Regions from separate parts of the Homo sapiens genome. Here region 2 is linked to region 1. Evidence: chromatin loops called from intact Hi-C (ENCODE). Cell type or tissue: A673. All regions are shown on one strand. Links, peaks and the distances in the headings refer to the core of each region. The heading gives the core; the rest is flanking DNA.

What was found. Hi-C counts contacts between places; a loop is a spot of excess contacts. Peaks named below come from ENCODE experiments on the same cell type or tissue, not always from the same donor. Only the 100,000 strongest peaks of a DNase experiment are listed, where the experiment ranks them.
Region 2: it touches region 1 in a loop (2.8-fold over the local background); 21 of 110 quality-filtered maps call a loop at or near these places.

Annotation. Positions count from the first base shown.
Region 1 is chr7:785,370-788,268 of GRCh38, forward strand. DNAAF5 (dynein axonemal assembly factor 5) reads left to right here. Exons shown (of 13, transcript NM_017802.4): 13 at 148-1,106. The coding sequence ends at 284. Among named protein-coding and RNA genes, the nearest start is that of SUN1, 46 kb to the right of the region's middle. In A673, for the core only: CTCF peaks have their summits at 1,209 (motif pointing right), 1,408 and 2,188; a DNase peak (open chromatin) is centred at 1,252.
Region 2 is chr7:957,793-960,691 of GRCh38, forward strand. No RefSeq gene overlaps it. Among named protein-coding and RNA genes, the nearest start is that of ADAP1, 4.6 kb to the left of the region's middle. RefSeq lists a silencer at 436-495. In A673, for the core only: no CTCF peak of the experiment used is centred there; a DNase peak (open chromatin) is centred at 1,599; H3K27ac peaks cover 468 bases.

The sequences.
Region 1 (2,899 bases), core at 1-2,500:
ACTACTGTATGTCCACCCAGCAGCGTCAGGTTATTTGCAGATGCTTTTACAGATGCTTGAACTTCACTACAAAGCCAATTTGCACGAGAGGTAAGATTGGTTTCATGTTTGTTTCTGGCATGTTCAAGGTGTTTTTCTGTTTTACAGAGGTCCTCAAAGAGGGCAGCGGGCTGTTCCCAGATCTCCTGGTGAGGGAGACGGAGGCCGTCATCCACAAGCACCGCTCGGCCACCTACTGCGAGCAGCTCCTGCAGCATGTGCAGGCCGTGCCAGCCACACAGTGACCACGCTGGTTTCAGCCACGGCACACCCTTGTCCCCACCTGAGCCAGAGTTTGTGGCCTTTAAATCTCATAAACAAGGCACCTCTGTGCCAGCAGTGAGACTGTGACAGCAAGAATGTACTCCTCAGGACACCTGCCCACTCTTTCCCTGGAATAACAGCCTCTGAGTGGATTCTGCATGTTATGTGATTTGTTCTGTTCATCGAGAGGGCTCCCAAACATCTGCAGCTGATTTGAAATTAAAAGTAAGTCGCAGCCGCTCCTCCCGCAGCCACTTCAGCAGCATCTTAGATTTTAAGCCTCACGTGCGCAGCTGGTTCATGAACTATTGGCTGCATCCTGCTTAGGTGCCCACCAAGAAGGTTTTTACCTACTTAACAAAAAAGAAAGAAGCCAAAGTGATTAGAAAGAAATGAAATCTCTTTTTGGGTTCTGTCTACTGAAATTTAATATCTCAGTGAACAGACTAAAAGGAATTTAGAATCCTAACAACTTATCAGATTTCTCCTGTTTTAAATATACTGGGACTTTAAAGGTTATATGTCCGGTCACCGTATGTTTTAAGTCGGTGTTAATGCTAACAGTGTTGAAAACAATATTTCATGAGATCTAATTGTGGTTGCCCCTATAGGTAGCAGGAAAGTAAAGTTGCATTTCCCTCTCGCACATTCTACACCCAAGTGCCTAAAAGATCTCATTGTAAGTGGGTAGTGTTACCGGAAGCCATTGTGTTCACACGGGGGAAATGCCGTATATATTTTTCAACAAATATTAACGTTTATACTTTCATGTTTGAAAATTTAATTAAAAATGTTTGTTTTAATGATTGTGTATGCCTGACTTTGTGAGTTGGTAACTAACCGACATGTCAGGCAGGGATCCCAGCCTCTAGAATTCCAGAGTTCCTCTGTGGGGTGTCGTAGTGCCCGCTCTGGACACCAGGGGGCAGGAGCTCCCAACACGTTCGGGGAACACCCCTGGTAAGGAGGGCCCCATAGGACTCACCTTGAGAGGGGCTGGGGCATCAGGGTGAGGGCAGGCCAGCCTTGGGGGGGTGTCAGGGTTGGGGGAGGTCAGCCTTGGGGGGCATCATCAGGGTGAGGGCAGGCCAGCGTTGGGAGGGGTGTCATGGTTGGGGAGGTCAGCCTTGGGGGGTGTCAGGGTCGGGTGAGGTCAGCCTTGGGGGGCATCAGGGTGAGGGCAGGCCAGCCTTGGGGGTGTCTGGGTAGGGGGAGGTCAGCCTGGTTGGCAGGTGGGGTGTCCAGGTGCAGAGAGGTCAATCTGGATGGGGGTTGGTTTCAGAGTTGGGGGACGTCAACCTTGATGGAGGGTGTTTTGTCTGGGTGGGGGAAGGTCACCTTTGGGATTGTCTGGGTGGGGGAGGTCAGCCTTGGGGGAGGTCAGCCTTGGGGGTGGCTGGGGTGTCCAGGTTGTGGGAGGTCAGCCTGGGGGGGACGCCGGGGTGGAGAGGTCAGCCTTGGGGGGTGTCTGGGTTGAGGGAGGTGAACCTCGGAGGGTGTCAGGGTTGGGTGAGGTCAGCCTTGGGGGGTATCTGGTTTGGGGGAGGTCAGCCTTGTGGTGTCTGGGTTGGGGGAGGTCAGCCTTGGGGGGTGTCTGGGTTGGGGGAGGTCAGCCTTGGGGGGTGTCTGGGTTGGGGGAGGTCAGCCTTGGGGGGTGTCTGAGTTGGGGGAGGTCACTCTTGGGGGGAGTCAGGGTGGGAGGAGGTCACTCTTGGGGGGTGTCTGGGTTAGGGGAGGTCACCCCTGGGGGGTGTCAGGGTTGGGGGAGTTCAGCCTTGGGGATGGCTGGAGTGTCCGGATTGGGAGGTCAGCATGTATAGCTGAGCCTGCCCCATGGACTCACATCCCCTGCCCTAGACACCCTCGCCACCCTCTGGTCCCCTTCAGAGTTGCACCGTCATGGCTGTTCCCTGCGCCAGCTTCTGTAACTCGTGGCCACAGGGATTTCGGGGGCCCTCAGGGGTGGTCTTCCACCTCTTCCTTGTGTGCCCTTTGACCTCTGTGGCTTCTGCCACATCCTTGAAGAGCCCTCAAGAGCCCCTGGGTCGGTGGTCCTTGGTGGCGATGGAGCCAGTGGCAGCAGCCTCACCTGGAAGCTTGTTAGAAAGGCACATTGCAGGGCCTCAGGCCAGACCTACTGAGGCAGAGACAGGTGGGCCGCAGTCAGCCCTGCAGGTGATTCTGAGGCTGCGGACTGGGAGGACCCCCACCTGTGCACCAAGCAGTTCCCATCCAGCTCCCATCCAGCACGAGGCTCCGTCGTCTGTCTCTGTCACAAGACCCAGAAATGAATGGCAGGGAGCTTGCCCGAGAGGACACACGTGTGAGGGGCCCCTCGACCCCTCGGACGCAAGTGCACCAACCCCTGGGCCGTCCCTCGCCCTGCATGCTGGGGCCACAGCATGGGAAGAGACATCAGCGCTGCCGCTCCGTCTCTACACATCTGTAAAGGGAGCTCCCAGGGACCTGGCACGTCCACAGGTGCGTGTGTTCAGAGAAAGACGGAAACCCAGCCTACAAGGGTTCACAGACACCCAAGAGGCATTACGTCCCTCTCCACTTAATTCTTTGAAATGTTGATAGGCCGGGTGTGGTG
Region 2 (2,899 bases), core at 162-2,661, 170 kb after region 1:
CCTCCTGCCCCTTGTCACTGACCCGCACGGCTGCACCAGGGACCCTGACACTCATTCCTCAAGCATCTCCCTAGTCCAGAGCCAGAGGCAGCCGCCTCCTGTGACCACTCGGCCACACAGCAGACCCTGGGCAGGGGGCTCCCGAGAGCAGGGCGAGCTCCTCCAGCGTCGCCTGAGCACGGGGCCTGCGCGTGGTAGGCCAGCAGGCGACTTTGATTGGAAGCTGGCTCCTCCCAGGCCTGCAGCTGCGGGGTGAGCCTCTCAGCACAGGCAGAAGGGGGCTCTCCCCAGGGAAGGGGCAAATGGACTGAGGCCGGGCTGGGCCCTGCTCTGCGACCATCTTGCCCAACAGTCAGCCGAGCTTGCTCAACCAGGAGCTGCCTCAGGGGAGGGGAGGTTGTGGAGGTTCACTTCCCTCTCCACCCCGCACAGGGGCCGGGGCTAATTCAGTCAAATTATCTGCGCTTGGACAGCGTCTGGCACGATGGCCGTGAGCTCAGTAGGCCGCCCTGCAGGCCAAGCAGGGGTCTTCAACATCCAGGCTCAGCGCAGGGGTGGGCAGCTCCTGGCTCTACCTGCCTCAGCTGTGGGGATGGGGGTCGTGATGTTGGGCCCCCATGTGGCCGGCCCCCTCCAGGGAAGCCCACTGGCTGTGGCCTCCACCCTGTCCTCTGCGACGTGCCTTTGGCCCTGCGCAGACCCTCCTGGGCCTTCTGACTGCTGTGAGGGCCCTGCCACCCCTCGGGCACCTGGAGTAGGAGTTCAGCAGCATACGGATCCTAAAGAGCTCTGCTCAGGAGGGGCTTAAAGGAGACACGGGGATTCCCCAGAAATAGCCACTGCGCCCCGAAATGCAGGGGAGGGGGAACCACCCAGGACCAGAGGTGGTCTCAGCACAATTTTCTGGGAGTGGGGCTAGACCCGGAAACCCCTTTGGAAGCAGGGAGTCCTCAGGGGCCTCCCCAAGATGTCATGCCATGGAGGTGGGTGCACAGGTTGGCTTACTGGGTTTTGGGGCATTTGAACATATCTTTTGCTTGGTTTTCCAAACAGAGATGGGGTCTGGAGTGGAGAAGGGGGTCGTGGAGAGCCATCCCCATAACCGACGGGCTGGTGGCAGGTATGGAGCTGGGCACTGCGCCCGGGCAGGGGTCCTGCCATCCCCCATCCTTTCCTCCCCCGCTGGGCAGCTGGCGTTGGCCTGACCACTCCAGTCACGGCCCAGGTCTCCCCAGGTGCCATCTCTTGAGGCCTGGGACCAGCAGGGTCCTCGGGGGCCGGAATCACGCACTTGGCATGGGGAGGAGGCCCAGACCCGACGCGGGACCCCGGGAGGTGCTCTCCCCCCACCAGCCCTGGCCCCTTTCCGCAGCGACCATCGGGCAGTAGTGTTTACAAAGTTCACACCCAAATTGGTGCAGCCTCAAGAAACAGTTACTTATAAAGAACCCATACAACTCAGTAATAAAAAGGCAAGTGAACCAATTAAAAAAAGGGCAAAGAATCTGAACACATGCGTCCCCAAGGAAGACACACAGCCGCCGACAGGCACCGGAAATATTCAGCACCATTAGTCGTCAGGGAAATGCCAATCACACCAGGATGCAGTGAAGACCTGGCGGGGGGCCGGTGGAGGGAGGCTAGGATTTACAGACAGACAGTGCCGGTGAGGATGGGGGAAGCTGGCCCCTCCCACAGCGCTGGTGGGTGTAAGACGGTGCAGCCGCCCTGGAAAACGGGCTGGCATGGAGCTACCGTGGGACCCTGGAAACCCACTCCCCGGTATGCGCCCGAGGACGGCAGAAAACACGTCCACACGCACCTGGACACGAGTGTTCTCAGCAGCATCTTTCCTTTTCTCTTTTTTTTTTTTTTCTTTTGAGATAGAGTCTCGCTCTGTCACCCAGGCTGGAGTGCAGTGGCATGATCTCGGCTCACTGCAACCTCCGCTCCCGGGTTCCAGCAATTCTCCTGCCTCAGCCTCCTGAGTAGCTGGGATCACAGGTGTGAGCCACCACGCCTGGCTGATTTGTGTATTTTTAACAGAGACGAGGGTTTCACCATGTTGATCAGGCTGGTCTCAAACTCCTGACTTCGTGATCCGCCTGCCTCGGCCTCCCCAAATGCTGGGATTACAGGCATGAGCGCCCAGCCTTATTATTTATTTTTTCAAGATAGGGTCTTGCTCTGTCACCCAGGCTGGAGTACAGTGGTGCAATCATAGCTCAGTGAAGCCTCAACTTCTTAGGCTCAAGCCAATTCTCCCTCCTGAGCCTCCCGAGTAGCTGGGAATACAGGTGTGCGCCACCATGCCCAGCTAAGTTTTGTGGGGTTTTTTGTATCTTGCTACGTTGCCCAGGCAGATCTTGAGCTCCTGGCTTCAGGTGATCCACCTGCCTCAGCCTCTCAAAGTGCTGGGATTACAGGCGTGAGCCGTCATGCCCAGCCAGCGTTACTCAGAACAGTCCCAAATGCAGACAGCCCACACGTCCACCAGCTGATGGGTGGATAAGCCAAGAGTGGTCTGTGCCCACCACAGAGTGCGACTCAGCCGTGAACACACCACGACACAGGCGAAGCTTGAACACACTGTGCGAAGTGACAGGAGCCAGGCACAGAGGAGCAGATGGCGGGTGCTGTGGGAACTGACAGGAGCCAGGCACAGAGGGTCGGATGGCGGGTGCTGTGGGAACTGACAGGAGCCAGGCACAGAGGGTCGGATGGCGGGTGCGGTCACACGCAGGACGTGCCGTTCACGTGAGCCCTGTGCATGCAAGTTCTCGTTCTGAAGGCCGTTTCTCTCGTGTTTAAATAAGAATCCAGCAGCTCTTCCTGCTTGGCTGCATGGGCTGAGCCCATGAGGCCGACTCTGCCCCAGAGTGTAGGGTCCAGCCCTCCG